Regions from separate parts of the Homo sapiens genome. Here region 2 is linked to region 1. Evidence: read pairs that join two places in POLR2A ChIA-PET (ENCODE). Cell type or tissue: Caco-2. All regions are shown on one strand. Links, peaks and the distances in the headings refer to the core of each region. The heading gives the core; the rest is flanking DNA. Region 1 overlaps LOC105375059 (a long non-coding RNA gene). Region 2 overlaps MED20 (mediator complex subunit 20).

What was found. ChIA-PET counts read pairs that join two places held together with the same protein. Peaks named below come from ENCODE experiments on the same cell type or tissue, not always from the same donor. Only the 100,000 strongest peaks of a DNase experiment are listed, where the experiment ranks them.
Region 2: POLR2A ChIA-PET joins it to region 1 with 5 read pairs; 5 of 35 experiments call an interaction of 5 or more read pairs at or near these places.

The regions. Positions count from the first base shown.
Region 1 is chr6:42,011,814-42,014,732 of GRCh38, forward strand. It overlaps LOC105375059 (a long non-coding RNA gene), which reads left to right. Exons shown (of 5, transcript XR_001744119.2): 3 at 1-96; 4 at 1,936-2,077. It also overlaps a transcript of CCND3 not described here. Among named protein-coding and RNA genes, the nearest start is that of TAF8, 37 kb to the right of the region's middle. In Caco-2, for the core only: no CTCF peak of the experiment used is centred there; no DNase peak of the experiment used is centred there.
Region 2 is chr6:41,904,947-41,907,865 of GRCh38, forward strand. It overlaps MED20 (mediator complex subunit 20), which reads right to left. Exons shown (of 4, transcript NM_004275.5): 4 at 408-2,341. The coding sequence ends at 2,126. Among named protein-coding and RNA genes, the nearest start is that of USP49, 11 kb to the left of the region's middle. In Caco-2, for the core only: no CTCF peak of the experiment used is centred there; a DNase peak (open chromatin) is centred at 1,235.

The sequences.
Region 1 (2,919 bases), core at 235-2,734:
AGCGCTCACCGGTGCTGAGCTCCCTTCTACAGAAACCTGCAAAGACTCAGATCGAGGAGGAAATACACCAGGAAAATGTCACAGGATCATCTCGAGGTAAGGTCCTGAGCAAGGTAGCCTTTCCATGCCTGCATTTCCTCATCTGTCAAATTCGGAGCATGATGGGCTCTGTCAAACAGGGTTACAGGCATTGAGCCACTATGCCCAGCTGCATTAGCTCATTTTTTGACTTTGCTTAAGAGTTCCTTGCCCACTCTTCAAAAATGTTGATGTCATGGAAGACAAAAACTAAGGAATCATTTCAGGTTAAACAAAACTTGGGGAGACAGGACAACTGAATATAATCCATGATCTGGGACTTTGTTTTCATTTCTGTAAAGCATAACATTGGAGACCAGGCTGGCCAATATGGCAAAACCCCATCTCTACTAAAAATACAAATATTAGCTGGGCGTGGTGGCGGGCGCCTCTAATCCCAGCTACTTGGGAGGCTGAGGCAGGAGAATCACTTGAACCTGGGGTGGGATGGGGGCGGGGAGTGGAGGTTGCAGTGAGCCAAGATCACACCACTTCACTCCAGCCTGGGCGAAAGAAGCTCTATCTCAACAATAAAATAAAAATAAAAATAAAAACAAAAAAATTAGCCAGGTGTGATGGTATGTGCTGTAATCCCAGCTCTCGGGAGGCTGAGGCAGGAGAATCACTTGAACCTGGGAGGTGGAGGTTGTAGTGAGCAGAGATGGTGCCACTGTACTCCAGCCTGGGAGACAGAGTGAGACTCCTCTCATATAAATAAATAAATAAAATAAAATGATGAGTGAAGGAGTTCTGAGAACTTGTGATTTCTACATGCTGGAATTCTGCTTATGCCCTTGGTGGTTGTTGGCTATTAAAATGTGGGTAGTGTGGAATTATGTACATTACAAGATCTTTACAGAAAATCCTTTTTTCTTCTCATGCATAGTATGACCTGGAACTAAAAGGAGCTGCACATATAAATTGATCCAAGCTTCTACCAGATTCATTATATGCTATCCTGACACAGATGAATCCAGGCTCTTCTTATATACTTCTGGAGATGGGAAAGTCACCCCCTCTCACAGCCTGTTCCATTCCTGGTCAGTTCTGACCACTAGAACATTCCTTGACCTACTGAGCTGAAACCTTCCTTCCTGGAGCCTCTACCCACTGGTCCGGTCCTGTTTTCTGGGTAGTGGGGCCTCTACCCGCTGATCCTGGTCCTATTGCCTGTTTAGGGGCAATACGGGACCCCTAATGATCTTAGTCATCCTTTCCTAAATAAGTTCCAGTTCATCAGTGTCTCTCTAGAGTGTAAATGCAGTGCCCCAGGATCCAACTTGATAATCAGATAGCAGAGGGAACATGATCTCCCAAGTGCTGGACATTCCATTCATACAGCCTAAGGTAGAGTTGGGCTTTTTTCAAAATTGAATCACACAGTTGATTCATGAGTTTAGAGCCAACTTAAACCACGGTTTTCTCTTGTGAACCATGGTTAACTGCCATTGGTCTCAGCAGTTTTCACTATGAGACATCCCATTGTATGTTCGTTTGCTTATTGTCTGTCTCTAGATATTGCTAGAATGTAAGCTATAGGAGGGCAGGGTTGTTGGCTTGTTCTGAATCCCCAACACCTAGAACAAACAAGTCTTGGCACATAGTAGACATTCAATAAATACATGTTGAGCAAATAAATAACTGTTAAGCCACATCTCACCTATCCTGTATTTCTATAATTTATTTGTAATTCACACCCAGTCTTCTAACAAGAGAGGTTTGAGGTGATTGCTTTGCAGAATCCTTTTGTTAACTTCAGAATAAACTTTGTTCTTGTTGAATTTTATATTGTTAAATTTTCATCATTAGTTCAGCCTATTGAGATCTAATTTCTGGCTCTCTCAATCTACATTTCAGCAGTCCCTTCCAGCGCCAAGCCATTCATTCAAGAATGACTCAGGGCCGGGCGTGGTGGCTCACACCTGTAATCCCAGCACTTTGGGAGGCCGAGGCAGGCGGATCACGAGGTCAAGAGACTGAGATCATCCTGGCTAATATGGTAAAACTCCATTTCCACGAAAGATACAAAAATTAGCTGGGCGTGGTGGTGTGCGCCTGTAGTCCCAGCTACCAGGGAGGCTGAGGCAGGAGAATGGCGTGAACCCGGGAGGCGGAGGTTGCAGTGAGCCGAGATCGTGCCACTGCACTCCAGCCTGACAACAGAGGGAGACTCCATCTCAAAAAACAAACAAGGCCGGGCGCAGTGGCTCATGCCTGTAATCCCAGCACGTTGGGAGGCCAAGGCGGGTGGATCACGAGGTCAGGAGATCGAGACCATCCTGGCTAACACGGTGAAACCCCGTCTCTACCAAAAATACAAAAAAAATTAGCCGGGCGAAGTGGTGGGCGCCTGTAGTCCCAGCTACTGGGAGGGCTGAGGCAGGAGAATGGCGTGAACCCCGGGGGGCGGAGCCTGCAGTGAGCCGAGATGGCGCCACTGCACTCCAGCCTGGGCAACAGCGAGACTCTGTCTCAAACAAAACAAAACAAAACAAAACAAAACAAAACAAAACAAAGGCCTCCCTGTCTCCAGAATGGCAACAATATATTAACTCCCTTAGTGTATAGTCTTTCAATCAGTAAAACAAAACAAAATGCCATTAACAACTCTATTTCAAAGAATATATTAATGGCATTGGAAAATGCTCATCCTATATACATACCAGGTCAGTGGGGGATACAAAACTGTAACACAGCACATGATCCCAGTTACAGGAAAATAGTTGTCTACATAGAAATAAGATGGGAAGGAGCTGGGCATGGTGGCTTATGCCTGTAATCCCAGCACTGGGAGGCTGAGGTTGGGGGATGGCCTGAGCCCCGAAGTTTGAGGCTTCATTG
Region 2 (2,919 bases), core at 152-2,651, 110 kb before region 1:
ATGCCTGTAATCCCAGCTACTCGGGAGGCTGAGGCAGGAGAATCGCTTGAACCCAGGAAGCGGAGGTTGTGGTGAGCCAAGATTGTACCATTGCACTCTAGCCTGGGCAACAAGAGCAAAACTCCATCTCAAAAGTAATAATAATAATAAAAAAACAAAATAAAAGCCAAGTGTAGTTAGGGATTTTATACTGCTTTTTAGCTTTTAGGGAACAGAGTCCCTCCTTATGATGCATAAGTCTAGAGAGTCTATATTTACCACGATCAACTTCTGGAGATTTTCAGGAAATGCATTGTGTTCAAAATGCTGCCTATGCATTGTTTCATTCCATAAAAGCTGCAGCCTACAGAAAAATACAAATAAATAAACCTGGACGAGAGCAAATGTAAATCAGGAGGCCAAAAAGGTAAGATCTGTGCGTTTTATTTTTGTAAACTATATCTAAAACATACCTCAATATAAAAAACCAGAAACAAAATAACAAAAACGGGGTGAGAACAAAAAATACAGATGACAGGTTCTGTAGTTATGGTACTGAACTGAGCTTCCTGTCAGCCAAAACTAGAAGGGAAACATGACCACCACCTGACTTGTTGCAGAGGCTTTAGATCTGAGCACTTGGATCTGAAAACAGTTTCTCTTTAGATGCCTTCAAATAAGGGACAGTATCCTTGATGACAATACAGTACATACATTCACAATTCTCCAAGACCATCTCTGTGTATATCAAGGTTAACCTGGATGAATATTTCTGCAGCAGGCATGGGGTAGGCAGGCAATATGACCAAATATGTAGTTTGGAGGCTCAAATGAAACAGGAGAAAGAGCTCAGGAACCATGAAGCATGGTGCAGGTATCAGGGTCAAGTATTCTAACCCTAAGATCAGGGTGCATGAGAACTGGAGAGGCCTCAATACTGAGACTTAGACGAAAGGTGTGGAATTAACTTCCTAGTGTGACTAATCCAACTTAGCTCAAAGCGGCTCTGAGATCAGCCCTTCTCTCAAGTCAACTCATAAACAAATGCTTTAGTTACAGGAGGTATTAACTGCAAAATAACAGCCAAAAGCATTCCTGGGCACGTCCATTGAGCTCCATGTAACAGAAGCCATTAACTGCATCTCAGCAACCAAATTGTCTTTCATCTTGTAGTCACAGAATCCCTGAGTTTTAACTCAGCACATGACTGCCCAGATAAGAGGTTCTATGTCCCAGCATCTCTTTCAGCAAAGTGTGGCCACAGTGATCTGAGCAATGCTCAGTCATATCTTTTTTTTAAAATCTGCTCTTTTCTCTCTCTCTTTCCCCAGTGGAATGCAGATATGGAGCTGATGAGTCTGCTTTGATCTTATGGGTAAGAAAACATACTGGGAATGGCTGAATAAGACAGAAGGAAACAAAGTTCCTGATAACCTTGTAGAGTTAAATCTGCCCTAGACCATCTGATTACCTCTCTATTATTAGGTGAGAAAAAAACAAACTTCGATCTTATAGCAGTTTGGCCTGTGGCTTAACATATTTCACAACAGAAGGGAAAGATGTCAGAAGGAGATTTCAAAGGACTCAGGCAACACCCTAGGAAAGTCAATTCGCAAATCACTTCAGCAAACAGGTCAGAAAATAGTAACTATCAAACCAGTTGTGCCTTCTACTCCATCTCTAGGATAGAAGCCCAGCCACATCCTCTGAGGGAAGGAAGAGGCTCTTATTACAGCACAATCCAAACATAAAATGCAGCATGTTCACCATTGGCCTGGGACAAATCCTTAATAGTTGGGGATACGGACTATTTCCCCCACCAGTACCAGGCAGGGACATTCCTGTCCTACCTTTCCCCTAAAGGAGGCAAGGTCCAAACTTCTCCACTCTTCATAATTACCATTCTTGAGGACAGGCCAAATCCAGTAAGGCACGGAGTAAAACAGCTGATGGGGGGCTATGTGTGAGAGTCAGGGGGTTGGGGAGGGGACTCAGCCCCAGAACAAAAGCCACAGCTGAGAACCAGAGAAGGAGAGTAGAGTCCATGTCTACCCTGGGTTTCTGGGGTCCAGGGACCTGAAAGTCAGCACCTGCTCCTCCTGTGGAGTACCCCTGGTGACAGAGCTCAGCTGGCAGCTGCTCATCACTAACGAATCCCAGCCACCGGCACCTGCTGCTGCTTGCGGATCTTGTTGAAGAGTTCCATGTACTGGACCATGGTATCTGCTGGGCCGTAGACCGCATCATGTCTGTTCCCAAACACTGCGGGAGCCCCTGGTGTGTGGCTGCCTAGAAAACTCTGTAGGAACTCGAGCAGCAGACTCCAGCAGTCACTAGCTACCACACAGGGGCCATACTCCACCTGGGAACCAAAAGCACAGAGAATGAGGGTGAATGAAGGCTAAGACAAGGTCTGCTTCTCTTGTACCTCCTGCCTCCTGCTCCCATCTTCCCCAACCCCGAGCTAAAGACACACACCTCCTAGCACAGTATTGGTCCACAGGAAACATTCAACCTAAACACTGGGCTCAATACCCAGCATCTTTAGGCATCTTTGACCTTCTCATCCTGGAGCTGTGCCAACCCGCAGCCCTCCCAGAGGACCCAGAAGCAGATCTGGGCCCCTTTTGATGATCTCAGGACTGTGTTGTCCCTGCTATGCTGGGTAAAGATTCAAGGAGAGCTCAAGAAAATTCTAAGAGACACAACAAAGAGAAAGAGAAGGAAAATGTGTGTGGGGGTGGTAAGTAGAGAGTAGAGTGGACACATATGCTCATGAGTTTTTTTCAAGACCAAATTTTACTCCCTAAGTAGAACCAACCTGGGTTCTGACCCTAAGAAAGAATTTCCCAAATAGTGTGTCATGGGCCAAAAAATATACATCTTAGGTTTTCTCCTTCTGCTCTCTTAATTTTTTACTGGAGAGATGGCAGGGCAAAA